Linked DNA regions of Homo sapiens: regions 1, 3 and 4 are each linked to region 2. The links are chromatin contacts, found by Hi-C or POLR2A ChIA-PET in ENCODE. All regions are on one chromosome and are shown on one strand. Each heading gives the region's core, a stretch centred on a gene start or an enhancer-like site at or near the end of the contact. The rest is flanking DNA. Distances are from core to core; before and after follow the strand shown.

The links. A loop is a pair of places that touch in the nucleus more often than their neighbours do. ChIA-PET counts read pairs that join two places held with the same protein, here RNA polymerase II (POLR2A). Pooled maps may share reads with other maps.
Region 1: a loop to region 2 is called in a pooled map, with 8 times the contacts of the local background. The contact joins the promoter of CDC23 here to the promoter of MATR3 in region 2. A Hi-C loop is called at or near these places in 7 of 50 pooled maps. POLR2A ChIA-PET finds 5 or more read pairs at or near these places in 2 of 52 experiments (H1 and activated B cell).
Region 3: a pooled map shows a loop between it and region 2 (9-fold over the local background). The contact joins the promoter of FAM13B-AS1 here to the promoter of MATR3 in region 2. A Hi-C loop is called at or near these places in 1 of 37 single-sample maps with no recorded cell type and 8 of 50 pooled maps. POLR2A ChIA-PET finds 5 or more read pairs at or near these places in 1 of 52 experiments (Caco-2).
Region 4: a loop to region 2 is called in a pooled map, with 4 times the contacts of the local background. The contact joins the promoter of NDUFA2 here to the promoter of MATR3 in region 2. A Hi-C loop is called at or near these places in 1 of 168 maps with a recorded cell type or tissue (breast epithelium) and 4 of 50 pooled maps. POLR2A ChIA-PET finds 5 or more read pairs at or near these places in 3 of 52 experiments (B cell, CD4-positive, alpha-beta T cell and T-cell).

Annotation. Positions count from the first base shown.
Region 1 is chr5:138,211,314-138,214,572 of GRCh38, reverse strand. CDC23 (cell division cycle 23) reads left to right here and starts at 1,250. Exons shown (of 16, transcript NM_004661.4): 1 at 1,250-1,421; 2 at 1,510-1,582. The coding sequence starts at 1,261. RefSeq lists an enhancer at 939-1,233.
Region 2 is chr5:139,292,466-139,295,412 of GRCh38, reverse strand. It overlaps MATR3 (matrin 3), which reads right to left and starts at 1,673. Exons shown (of 15, transcript NM_018834.6): 1 at 1,608-1,673. It overlaps LOC124901081 (a long non-coding RNA gene), which reads left to right and starts at 1,856. Exons shown (of 4, transcript XR_007058956.1): 1 at 1,856-2,139. RefSeq lists enhancers at 195-897, 898-1,601.
Region 3 is chr5:138,031,257-138,034,361 of GRCh38, reverse strand. It overlaps FAM13B-AS1 (FAM13B antisense RNA 1), which reads right to left and starts at 1,588. Exons shown (of 2, transcript NR_037900.2): 1 at 1,410-1,588. It overlaps FAM13B (family with sequence similarity 13 member B), which reads left to right and starts at 1,283. Exons shown (of 24, transcript NM_001385994.1): 1 at 1,283-1,580. It overlaps LOC124901077 (a long non-coding RNA gene), which reads right to left and starts at 1,223. Exons shown (of 2, transcript XR_007058952.1): 1 at 1,111-1,223; 2 at 1-867. RefSeq lists silencers at 1,575-1,624, 1,635-1,704 and enhancers at 1,211-2,094, 2,195-2,254.
Region 4 is chr5:140,645,830-140,649,046 of GRCh38, reverse strand. NDUFA2 (NADH:ubiquinone oxidoreductase subunit A2) reads left to right here and starts at 1,417. Exons shown (of 3, transcript NM_002488.5): 1 at 1,417-1,564; 2 at 1,685-1,791. The coding sequence starts at 1,464. It overlaps IK (IK cytokine), which reads right to left and starts at 1,218. Exons shown (of 20, transcript NM_006083.4): 1 at 1,123-1,218; 2 at 510-576. The coding sequence starts at 1,138. It overlaps MIR3655 (microRNA 3655), which reads right to left and starts at 1,203; the gene lies at 1,121-1,203. It also overlaps a transcript of TMCO6 not described here. RefSeq lists enhancers at 1,144-1,679, 1,420-1,839.

The sequences.
Region 1 (3,259 bases), core at 1-2,500, 1.1 Mb after region 2:
TTCTATATAACACCCAGTGAATGACAAAATGGTTTCAAAAAAAATTCCCGAGGGGTTGGTAAGATAGTATACTACTATGAAAGGATAAAAACCAAAAAACGCCGAAAATGTTCATGTAATGTTTAAGAACATTGGGCTTTGGAGTAAAATCTGGTTTATAGTCTAGACTCTCTCCTTGGAAGAGTGATAGAACTTCTCTGAGCTTCCGTTTTTTCTTTTTTTTCTTTTCTGGTTTTGTTTTTTTTTTTTTTTTTTTTTGACGGAGTCTCGCTCTGTCGCCCAGGCTGGAGTGCAATGGCACGATCTCGGCTCATTGCAACCTCCGCCTCCCAGGTTCAAGCGATTCTCCTGCCTCAGCCTGCCGAGTAGCTGGGACTACAGACACGTGCCACCACGCCCGGCTAATTTTTATGTATTTTTAGTAGAGACGGGGTTTCACCGTGTTGGCCAGGATGGTCTCGATCTCCTGACCTCGTGATCCGCCCGCCTCGGCCTCCCACAGTGTTGGATTACAGGCTTGAGCCACCGCGCCTGGCCGAGCTTCCGTTTTTCTTTCTATAAAATTGGGATGATACGAATATCATAGTGCTGTTTTTAGGATTAAACCAGATTATAGTTGTAAAAGAGCAGAACCTGTTGTAGGATAAACCCTCAATAAATGTGAAATGTTAACAATTATTGTTAAATAAATGTTACAGAACAATGCTCTCACCCCCACCTCCCCGGGCTACCCGGGGTAAGAAAGGGTAGACAAAGAGGAAAAATCCTCCACATGGGGCGATACATCCTCCTATTTTAAGGAAGAATCCAGAGGCTACCATGCATCTTTCCTAGCATATACATCACTTTGTCATTATCTGGTACAGAGTCGGCCCTGAAACTACACCCTTTCTATTTTTCATCCAATCACATCACCCGTGAAAGGCACTCTCCCTTCTCCACCCTTTCTTGCCCCTACTCCCACCCCTAGCTTCCCAGTTTACTTTTCCCAGTCACTCATTCCCCTCTTCCCCGCCCCGCCCAGAGGTCGTGGCTTCTCCCTCGCCCCGCCTATTTTCTAATTTTCCCGCCTCAGTAGCTCTTGGCCATTTGGGGATGTAGTTGTTTCTTTTCCCCCGCCTCTTCGTGACGTTTCAGAAATAAGACCTATGATTGGTTTTTCCGGAGCAAGAGCCGGCCAATGACAGGCAGATATTTTTGGTGCAGATGGGCAGCCAGTATTATCGCCGATGATTGGCTGGAGTGGCCCGAGTCGGGAAAATGGCTGCGAGTACCTCCATGGTCCCGGTGGCTGTGACGGCGGCAGTGGCGCCTGTCCTGTCCATAAACAGCGATTTCTCAGATTTGCGGGAAATTAAAAAGCAACTGCTGCTTATTGCGGGCCTTACCCGGGAGCGGGGCCTACTACACAGTAGCAAATGGTGAGATGTTGGAGTGGGAAGGGACGGGGCTTGGATCCTTGGCCTTGGGGGGCTTGTCGAGCTGATCTAGTTTGTGTGGGTGTTCCAGGTCGGCGGAGTTGGCTTTCTCTCTCCCTGCATTGCCTCTGGCCGAGCTGCAACCGCCTCCGCCTATTACAGAGGTAAGGACATGTTTACAGTGAGCGCTCCCCATCAACCCAGGGGTGTGCCTCAAGAGCCACTGAGTGCCCTGTCACTGGAGGAGAGCAAACTGCTTAGCAGAAATGTTTGTAGAGGGAATTCAGGCATTCAAAGAGCTGAGTGTTTTAAATGATTTTATCCATTTAGTTTTCTTGAGCTTTGAAAGACTTGGTGGTGCTCTTATTTAAAGCTGGGGAGAATTAGTAAACAATTACTGCTTATGATTTCAGCCTTTTAGGGCTTATAGCCAAACCTAGACATAAGAGTGCCTCATAATAGTAAATATTATTATAAGGAATTATTATAAGGATATCTCATAATAAATACCCAAAAGGATGAGAAGAATCAAAAGTTTTGGTCTGGCGCGGTGGCTCACGCCTGTAATCCCAACACTTTAGGAGGCCGAGGTGGGCGGATCACGAGGTTAGGAGTTCGAGACCAGCTTGGCCAACACGGTGAAACCCCGTCTCTAGTAAAAATACAAAATTAGCCGGACATGGTGGCGCGCGCCTGTAATCCCAGTTACTCGGGAGGCTGAGACAGGAGAATCGCTTAAACCCGGGAGGCGAAGGTTGCAGTGAGCTGAGATCGCGCCATTGCACTCCAGCCCGAGGGCAGAGCGGGACACTGTCTCAAAATAAATAATAAATAAATAAAGTTTTTACAATACCTACACTGTTGTCTGATCAGCATAGCAAATAATGGTTAAGTTTGGGTGCTGGATTGAGACGACTCTGGGTTCAAATGACCTTTGGCAACTTAACCTTCTGAGCCAGTTTCCTCATCTGTGCAGTGACGATAGTAATAGTATCTACTCAATGGGGATATTGAGAGAAGTCAATGAGATAATAATATAGACCGCTTAGAAGTGTGCCTGGTGCTTGCATCTATATTTCGGTCAAGTTCTTTATTAGCAGCACCAATGTGGGCAAATGATTTCTAAGTGACAGCCTTCTCATCTATAGATAATGTTAATAATTGCTGCATTTTCAAGAAGATTAAATAAAGCAATAAGGGTAAAGCATACGGTATACTCTTAGGTAAATTTTTTGAGTCAATGCAGTTTATATTTGTCTCATTAGCTTTTACTCTTGTGCCCACTTTCATAATGCCTAGGCCCATCGTTGGTCCTGAATAGGATAAATAATTGTTTTTGTTGTTTAAATTTTAGATTCAGGGGTTACTTGTGCAGATTTGCTACATGGATATATTGTGTGATTCTGAGGTTGGGCTTCAGTTGAACCCATCATCCAAATAGTGAACATAATACCTGATAGACAGTTTTATTTTATTTTACTTTTTTTTTTTTTTGAGACGGAGTCTTGCTCTTGTTGCCCAGGCTGGAGTGCAATGGCATGATGGCTCACTGCAACCTCTGCCTCCCGGGTTCAAGCAATTCTCCTGCCTCAACCTCCCGAGTAGCTCGGATTACAGGCACCCGTCACCACGCCTGGGTAACTTTTTGTATTTTTAGTAGGGACAGGGTTTCACCCTGTTTACCAGGCTGGTCTGGAACTCCTGACTTCAGGTGATCCACCTACCTTGGCCTCTCAAAGTGCTGGGACCTGGCCAGATAGTTTTCACCCTTTGCTTTCCTCCTTCCCCACTCTTGGAGTCCCTGGTGTCTGTTGTTCCCATCTTTAAGTCCGTGTGTACCC
Region 2 (2,947 bases), core at 424-2,923:
GCACTTCAACACACATCTGGCTAAATGATCTTTTCCAAATCTTACATAACCAAGAAACTTCATGCAGTATTTTAATGTTGTTTAATTTCGAGTTTGCAAAAACATTCTATTTAAGTGGAAAAGGCATCATCCAGAGCGTTTTTGCAACGAAAATGTCAAGCCTTTCTTGATTTTTAAAACAATACTGTGAAAAACGTCGATAGACTGCGTAGATGACTGAGCCATTAGTAAAGAAATGTTTTTAAAGGGAAATTTTAAACATTTATTAAAATAGCCTGAAACATCATTTTTGTCCGCATAGTCAACTGTTTAGATTTCCCTGGGAGAAAAATGTATTTTACCGACTATTCAGAAATCTTAAGCCAAGGTTTAAAACACAGAACGCAGTACCAATACAAAATCTCGTGACCCCTACCTACGAAATCAACGATTCTTCACATTATTCCAGCGCGCCCGAAAGACTAGCCATTTCAGAACCACCATAACCGTTCTAGAAATATCTGGCTAAAAAACTGTAACTGATCCAATAGGAATATTCCACAGAACAGGGCCACAGAGCAGGATAAACACCTAGGGGATATTCATCCACGGTAAATGCCGAACACAGAACATGGCACAGAGCTCGAAATGCAAAGAACGATGCGGCGACTACACCACGGTACTCCAAAACCCTTTGTCTGGAAACCGGAAGGTCCCACACCACACGATCCTCTCTGGAGGAACCTGGACTAATACTATTTTGATAAAGAGAAAAAGGATGTGAGGTGACTTGACTAAACAAGTGCAAATCACCCGCCTCGCACTGTACTGCAGGCGGCTTGTTCCACGACGCAGTACGAAAAACAAGCGTTAACGTTTCATTTTTCGGCCATTTTTACGCGATGGGGGGCGGGGAGGAATTGTTTCTGATGTCCAGCTAACGCCGCGCGCGCGCGCGCGTGTGGGCCGGGAGTCTTAGGGGGCGCTCTGAGGCGATGGGCAAGGAGCGGCGTGAAGGCCGAGACACCGGGAAAAGAAAGAAACGCTGCTCAAACAAGCAGGCTCTTCAGAGTCTGCGAAATCCTCCATTTTGGGGGAACATTTTCAGAGAAAAAAAGGCGAACGGGTTATTTGGCACTGGCGCTACCCAAGGACTTAGATATCTTAACCATCCTCCTCAAACGGCAAGCCCCCAGTGTACAGTCTGTCCCTCAGGCCTCGAGCGAGCTCCTCCCTCCCCCTCAGCGCCGCGGCCCGCGTGTAACGGGCTAGTCGTCCCGCCCCCGCCCACAACGAGCCCAGGACGCGCAGGAAGCTCGGCCGGTCAGCGCACCTCTTCACCCAAAATCTCCCGCCGCACCCTGGGCCCTTGGCCGGCCGCGTGTTTCCCTCCCGGACCGCTCACCTCCGCCGCCCTAGAAGGCTGGTTGCGCCGCCACTGCGCTCCTAACATGGCGGCCGCCGATCAGGCGGCTCACATACGCAACGCGGAGGGAGGCAGAGCGGGAGCGAGCAAGAAAGGCGCGCCGCCGGCTCCCCGCAGCCCCTGTCGCCGTCGTTGTCCCCTCCCGGCGGACACGGAGAACCCCCAGCCACCCGACCCCGACTCTTACCCGCTTCACGCCTACCTTAGGGAAAGGGAGAGGGAAAAGGAGAGGTACCTCTCTCCCAGCGAGCGGGACGCGGAGACTCCCACAATCCCCCGCAGCAACGGCGCTGGCGAGAAGCGGCGGCAGCGGCTGCAGCCCAAGAACAAACCCACTCTCGCGAGAGAGCTCGCCCCCACCCCCTCGATCTGGTTCGGCGCGCGCCAGGCCCCTCCCCCTACTCAGCGCGCGCACCTCGCTCGTGCACTCGCCTGCGGTCGTTGTTCTTTAATCCCGGAGATCCCTCTCCGTCATCCAGCTGAGGCGGGAAATGGAGGAACAGACGTGGCTTACGAGTTCGAGTCCCATTCCCGAAAAGGCTGTTTGTCAACCTCCTGAATAGCATAATACAAAGTTTAAATAGGGTATGCCTTAGAAGGGATTCGCGAGAGTCCCTGGCTTAGACTCGACTTTTATGCTCTCTGGTTGTTCTGTTTGCCAAGGAATGGTGGAAAGCGCCAGATATTGGGGCCACAAAGGGAAAACGATACCATTTTGGCTGGTTTTTATTTAGGTATGTTTATTTATTTATCATAAATAAACTGTGTTGCTCAGGTTGGAGTGCGCTGGCGTTATCATGGCTCATTGCAGCCTCGAACTCCTATCCTCAAGGGATCCTCCCACCTCAGCCTCCCCAGTAGCTGGGACTACAGGCTCGCACCACCATGGCCAGCTAACTTTTTTATTTTTATTTTTTCCGTAGAGATGGTGTCTCGTTATTTTGCCTAGGCTGGTCTGGAACTCCTTGGCTCAAGCAGTGCTCCCGCCTCCGCCTCTCAGCATTGGATTAAGGGCGTGAGCCTACACGCCCAGCCAGCTGTTTTTTTTGTTTTGTTTTTTGTTTTGAGACGGAGTCTCACTCTGTCACCCAGGCTGGAGTGCAGTGGCGCGATCTCGGCTCACTGCAAACTCCGCCTCCCGGGTTCACGCCATTCTCCTGCCTCAGCCTCCGGAGTAGCTGGGACTACAGGCGCCCGCCACGACGCCTGGCTAATTTCTTTTTGCATTTTTAATAGAGGCGGGGGTTTCACCGTGTTAGCCAGGATGCTCTCGATCTCCTGACCTTGTGATCCGCCCGCCTCGGCCTCCCAAAGTGGCCAGCTGGTTTTTAAAATCAGGAATTCTGTGCAGGAGGGTCGTTGAGGCGGAGGACCGCGAGCCTTTTCCTTCCTAAAGACCACCGCCGCCTTTTGGTGAATTTGACTGAATGCAATACACTCTTGGGACTGAGGTACTGGTTAGGTACCCGGGTTGGAGGGATTTGAGCTCCGGCCTTCAGAGGCTTAAGTAAATTGTTTGGAGACCTAATCTGGCTGCAACTC
Region 3 (3,105 bases), core at 339-2,838, 1.3 Mb after region 2:
TATAAACTCCACGAAGGCAGGGATTTACTGACGTATCTTAAGAGACTAGAACATAGTAAGCATTCACTAAGTATCTGTTGAATGAGTGAGTGAATCTGAATTAAGATTTAACTGCCCTGAGAGTAAGTGTTGGTTCTGGTCATTAGAATCAGTTGCCTCGTTCCTGGACAGAGTTCCTGGGAGCCTCATAGAACATTCTTATTCAGATTCTTCTGGTTTTAGACTCTTTGTGGACCCCACCCTTCGGTTATGACAGCATTAACTGGGTATGTGACACTTAGGTTACACATGGTTTACTCTCTCTGATGAAATGTGGGAGACACTGTGGCCTCTGTAGCCCATTTACAGATCATTTCATAGGGTAACTTTATTTTTTTCAAATCTTGTCCCAAGTTCTATGAGGGTTCTTGTTTTACATTTTCCAAGTTACTAACTTCCAGCTCAGGTAGGTAAGGGACAACTGAATTGTGGTGGCTGCTATTTTTTGTGCAGGTGTTGATCTACCGGCTGTCAAGGAGTCCAAATGGAAGATCTCAAAGCCCTTAACAGACTATAACAAAGAAGAGATTGGCTGAATATTCATACCCTTGTGAGTTCAAGGGAGTTGTAGGGATGGTCTGGGTAGCCATGCAAGTTCAGAGAGCTCATTCTTTCTGCCTCCTTTCAGCTCTGCCTCCGCAGCTGGCTGATTTTAGTATACGAAGCTCCCTGTAAGCCCGCAGCCTATCGACTTCCACAGTCCCAGACTAAGGCACCGAAGCCTTACTGTTCTCTCTGGAGTCTAGGTCAGGTCCTGAGGTGAAGGGGTAGGGTGGGGGCGGGCAGGACGCAGGTGCAGCCCCGTGGTCCCGGATCTAACTCACATCTCTGGGAATGGGAACCGAAGTCACCGCTTAGGTCTCCCCCAGCGGTTTTCGGTTCAGGTCTCTGTGCTCCTCACCTGGATATGGGCGCCCTGGGGGCCTGGCTTCCTCCGCAGAGACCAGAAGCGATCTCTGTGTTCCGGATTTTCCCTTTATCTTTCCTCTCCCCAGTGTCCTCTCTGTTTCCCAACCTCCCCATACCGAGGACCCCACAACCCGCCCCGGGATGGCGCCTGGCTGCTCGCACCCTAATTCAGGACCCCAATTGGTGGGAGAGGAACCGCGGTCCTCAAGCTTGCAGGACACAGGGCCGCTGCCCGGAATGCTGTGGGGGTGGGGACCCTCGCCGCCCCGCCCCCACCAGCGGCCTGCCCCGCCCCCTCCCACGCACGTCACGTCCGGCCCGGCCTCCGCCCGCCAGCCGCTCTCCTCCCGCTCGCCGTTAGGGAGGCTCTGCACCTCAGCCGCCGCCTCTGTCGCCACTCTCTCCCCCTGTTCCGCGTCTGCGTCGCCACCACCGCCGGGGGTATCCGGGGGGTCGCTTACCGGGCTGGCCCCGCGCCACAGCCGTAGCTTTAACCTCCCGTCAGCGGCCGCCCCAGGAAGAGGCTTCTCGGCCGCGGAGCCACTTGGGGCCTCAGTTCTCGCCCTCTTGCCGTCGCCGCGGGTCCTGGAGAAGCGGCCGCGGCCAGGGAACGGGGCATCGCGGTTCCAACGGTAGGTAAACGGGCGGGTACCCGGATCTGCGCATGCGCGGGTTGCAGGTCGCCGCGGCCCTTCCCCTCCTGTTGCCCCCCAGCGCCGCCTGCCACCCGCGCCTGCTCTCGGGCGTTGCGTTTCGGGATGTGGAGGACTCTAGCAGGTGGGGCGTTCCGTGGAGAGGGCCCCCTTTCCGCTGGAGAAAGAGGAAGATGAAGCCGTGTCCCTGGCTGCCGGGGGGTGTGGCAGCCTTGGATTTGCAGCGGCTGCAGTGCAGTTGAGCGGGCGTGCCCCTCACCTCCAGCCCCTCCAGAGTAGATGGCGCGACACCCCACGTTTCTTTGCTGACCTCTCCTGCCCGCTGGCGCTGCGCCTCTTCCCCGCCCACTTCCTTCATGCTGGGCAGTGAAGTTGATGTAGAAGAAAAAGGAGTGTGTTTTATTCTGGGCTCAACTGCGCCCCTTTTTAAGGTCACGTGAGATGAGTGGTTGCGGACTTCCTTAAATCGCTCAGAGAATATAGCCAAAATTGGGCTGTTGGTGCACTGGGGCCTTGTCTAGAATGCGCTCTGCATAGGCCAGGCTGGAGGGGGACACTTTGTATAGCATTAGGGTTCGCGTGGCACGCCTGGTTTCCTAGATGAGGTTGTAGGAATCGGTTGGCACATTTGCGCAGTGGGAAACTGTTAAGCCCTTTTTGTTTGTAATCAGTTAAAATCAAACTGACTTTTAGAAAGACGGTGGATTATTTCATTTGGTTCCCCGTTTCGCCTTCTAATCAGTGAAAAAAGTTGGGCATTTACTTTGAAGGATCTGATAATCTAAAATGGTAGCCAGAATCATTACCAGTAGTAATGCAGACTATTAACATTAACTGGGGTGCACCTGTTTAGAGAGACAGACATTAAAGGGTGGTTTTGAATTATTTGTCTTTTTAGAGCTGGGTTAGTGTGAGGCTATTTTCAACCTTCCTTTTTTGGTAACCTTGAAATGCTTGTTGGCCTGGTTTTCTCACAGGTACTGTGCATTTACTAAGTGCTTGTTGATGGAATTGAATGGACTGATAATTATTTGTATATCCATTGGGAGCGCCTTCTTACTTTTTTTTTTTTTTCCTTGAGACAGTTTCGCTCTGTCGTACAGGCTGGAGTGCAGTGGAGCGATCTCGGTTCACTGCAACCTCCTCCTCCCGGATTCAAGCGATTCTCCTGCCTCAGCCTCCTGAGTAGCTGGGACTACAGGCGCCCGCCACCACGCCTGACTAATTTTTGTATTTTTGGTAGAGATCAGATTTCACTAAGTTGGCCAGGCTGGTCTTGAACTGACCTCAAGTGATCCGCCTGCCTCAGCCTCCCAGAGTTCTGGGATTACAGGCGTGAGTCACCGTGCCTTGCCCCCTTCTTACTTTTTTAATCCGTGCTGCTTTTAAAATTGGAGTAATAGTTTCTCCAGTTTAATTTTATTACTAATTTAGACACGTGTGTGACACAGCTTAAGTTCTTGGAAAATGTAGAAGGGCATATTGCAGTGGCATAATTCATTGG
Region 4 (3,217 bases), core at 168-2,667, 1.4 Mb before region 2:
TGATCAACATGGAGAAACCCCATCTCTACTAAAAATACAAAATTAGCCGGGCGTAGTGGAACATGCCTGTAATCCCAGCTACTCGGAAGGCTGAGGCAGGAGAATTGCTTGAACCCGGGAGGCGGAGGTTGTGGTGAGCCGAGATCGCACCACTGCATTCCAGCCTGAGCAACAAGAGCGAAACTCAGTCTCAAAAAAAATAAAAAGATGATTTTACCCTTATTTCCTATGTTTTAATTTGCTATTGGAAGAAGTAATTCCTATATAATGTGTAATTACACAACACGTATAAAAAAAAAAAAAAACTTAACACCTTTCCTGCAGGAATTTCCCTTCTAATACCCTTATGCACTTGGCCTGATCCAGTTAAGGCTCACAGAGATAAAGGGCCAGCGGGTATAATTTTTTACCATCCTTGATGACAAGACATTCAGAATTCTTTCACCATCACCACCACTTTTCTATTCATTGCCCAACTCATTTCCATGGTCCTAGCACAAAATACTCACTGGTGGAAGGAGTGAGGATCATCCACATCGTGGCCATCGGGGGCCAAAGGGTTGGAGAACGGCTCACCTGACAAAAAAAATTGACGTTAATTTAATCAGTCTCTTACGTGTCAGATCCTATGCAAAAATTTGAGATATAGTAGTGAACAATACAGAACAAAAGTTAGAACAGCGACAGTGTCAACACAATGTAATAAGTGCTGAAATAGGAAACTACAAGAAGCTGTGGGAGCACAAAGCAGAGGACCCTAATCCTGCGCTGGAGGATCAGAGAAGACTTCCGGAAGATCACGTCTAAAATACTACGTAAAAGATAAATACGCGCAACCCAGGATTAAGTATGGGGACAGGACTGGGGGAAAGCGATCCACGCACAAAAGCCGCCCATCATCACTTGGAGTAGGAGTGAGGACTGGGGACGGAGTTTGGAGCTGTCGGCCTCACTTAGGACCCTGTGGCTTCTCCGGGCTCAAGCGTCACACATACATACATACACACACACACACACACACACACACACACACACACACCCGGCTTAAGCTCAGAAGCTACAATAATGCGCCAAGTGCCCCAAGTGCCATGGGGAAGAAATAACGGATGGCCTGAGCCTTACTATCTCGCTCCGGCATTTTGTTATCGTTCTTTCGCTGTCACCAACAATCGAGTCTCCAACAGCAACACCGCAGCGACAAGCTCTTTCCCACAGTGCACCTCAGAATCAACCCACACTGCTTTGCGTTCGCAGCCTTTCCGCTTCCTGTTTTTCCCTCCGACCAACCCCGAGCGCAAAGAAATTGACCTCGCAGCGGTCCTACAATACTTTTATATCATTGGCCAAGCTTTACCCCGCCCCTGCCTCATGCAGCCTATGGGCTAGGCTTTAGGGTCCGCGGTTGGTCAGACCGGAGCACTTGGCCTGAAGACCTGGAATTGGCGACTTCGATATTAACAAGGATGGCGGCGGCCGCAGCAAGTCGAGGAGTCGGGGCAAAGCTGGGCCTGCGTGAGATTCGCATCCACTTATGTCAGCGCTCGCCCGGCAGCCAGGGCGTCAGGTGAGGCGCGGCGTGGTGAGGCGGGCGGGCTTCGGGACGCCAGGGTCACGACCTCGACCTCCCTGAAGTTGAGGGAAGCCCCCGCCCACAGCACGCGCGGCGCTCTCTCCGGCCCCGCAGGGACTTCATTGAGAAACGCTACGTGGAGCTGAAGAAGGCGAATCCCGACCTACCCATCCTAATCCGCGAATGCTCCGATGTGCAGCCCAAGCTCTGGGCCCGCTACGGTGAGTGCGGGACGCCAGGGGTCTGGGGCTCCGGTAGGGGAACAAGGGTTTGAGAAGAGAAGGGACCGCCCAAGGTCGTGCAGAAACCCGTGGAGAAACTAGAACTCGGACTTTAGCCTTGCTGTTGATCTTGTTTCCATGAAGAAATTTATATTCGCAGGGTTATATGATGCGTTGTATTCCGGGCAACATAAGTATGCAGGCTGACCGAATCCTGCGTAGGGACCAGGAGCTGACGTTTTTGTAGTTAAGAATGGGCTTCAGACAGGAGAGAAGTTAGTCAATATAGTTTCTCCAAATAACGTGTAGCCAGTGTCAGTCCAGGTAGTGTGTGAGAATCTCAGTAATTTTGCACATAGAGCTGGGCCCTGTGCTGAGTGCTTCCCTGCCTAACTCATTTAATCTTCATTAGTTAGGAGGAAGCGTGTTCTTCTTTTCTCACTGTAGAGATTAGAAAACGGAATCAAAACTTTGTTTTGCACTATTGTTAAACTCTAGCTGCAACTTTAGATGCAGCTAGAGTTTAACAGGATTGAGCCTTTACATTTATTCCCCTTCCTAGAATGCACTTACCCCTCTAAGACTGGCATGGCAATGTATTGCAAAATGAAATTTTCCTATCATGTTGCCTAACACATTGTAGGTATGCAATAAATGTTTATACATACTGAATAACAGGATTTTAATCACAGCTTTTAACTATATGGTGCCCTGGGAATGACGGGAGGAGGTGGAGGAGAGTGACCACCTTAAGCAGATTGGTTCTCAGAGTAGATATCTGTGAGACACAGTAGACATTAGACATGCACTAATAATTGGAGAAGGAAAAAAGCTTCTCCTTCCAAAAGCCAGTAGACTACAGGAGGAGATAGACACGAGTAACTTTAGTGTATTGTGCTGGGTATTATGTTAGATAGCCTATGGGAGCCTAGAGAATGGGTACCCAGCTGGGTGCGGTGGTTCACGCCTGTAATCCCAGCACTTTGGGAGGCTGAAGCAGGTGGATCACCTGAGGTCAGGAGTTCAAGACCAGCCTGGCCAACATGGTAAAACCCCGTCTCTACTAAACATACAAAAATTAGCCGGGTGTGGTGGCGGGCACCTGTAATCCCAGCTACTCAGGAGGCTGAGGCAGGAGAATTGCTTGAACCCAGGAGGTGGAGGTTGCAGTGAGTGGAGATCGTGCCACCACACTCCAGCCTGGGTGACAGAGCGAGACTCCGTCTCAAAAAAAAAAAAAAAAAAAGAGAGAGAATGGGCTCCCAGCTGAGGCTGGACCCATGCAATACATTGCTCACCGTAGTTAATAATAAATGCCTACAGTGCCCCCGAAAGCTTCCCTGAAACAACCCATTGCGGCCATCCAGAATCAGCCAAAATTCTATTTGGACTTGGGCTTCCTAGATGTGTTTGAGACCTATTGTAT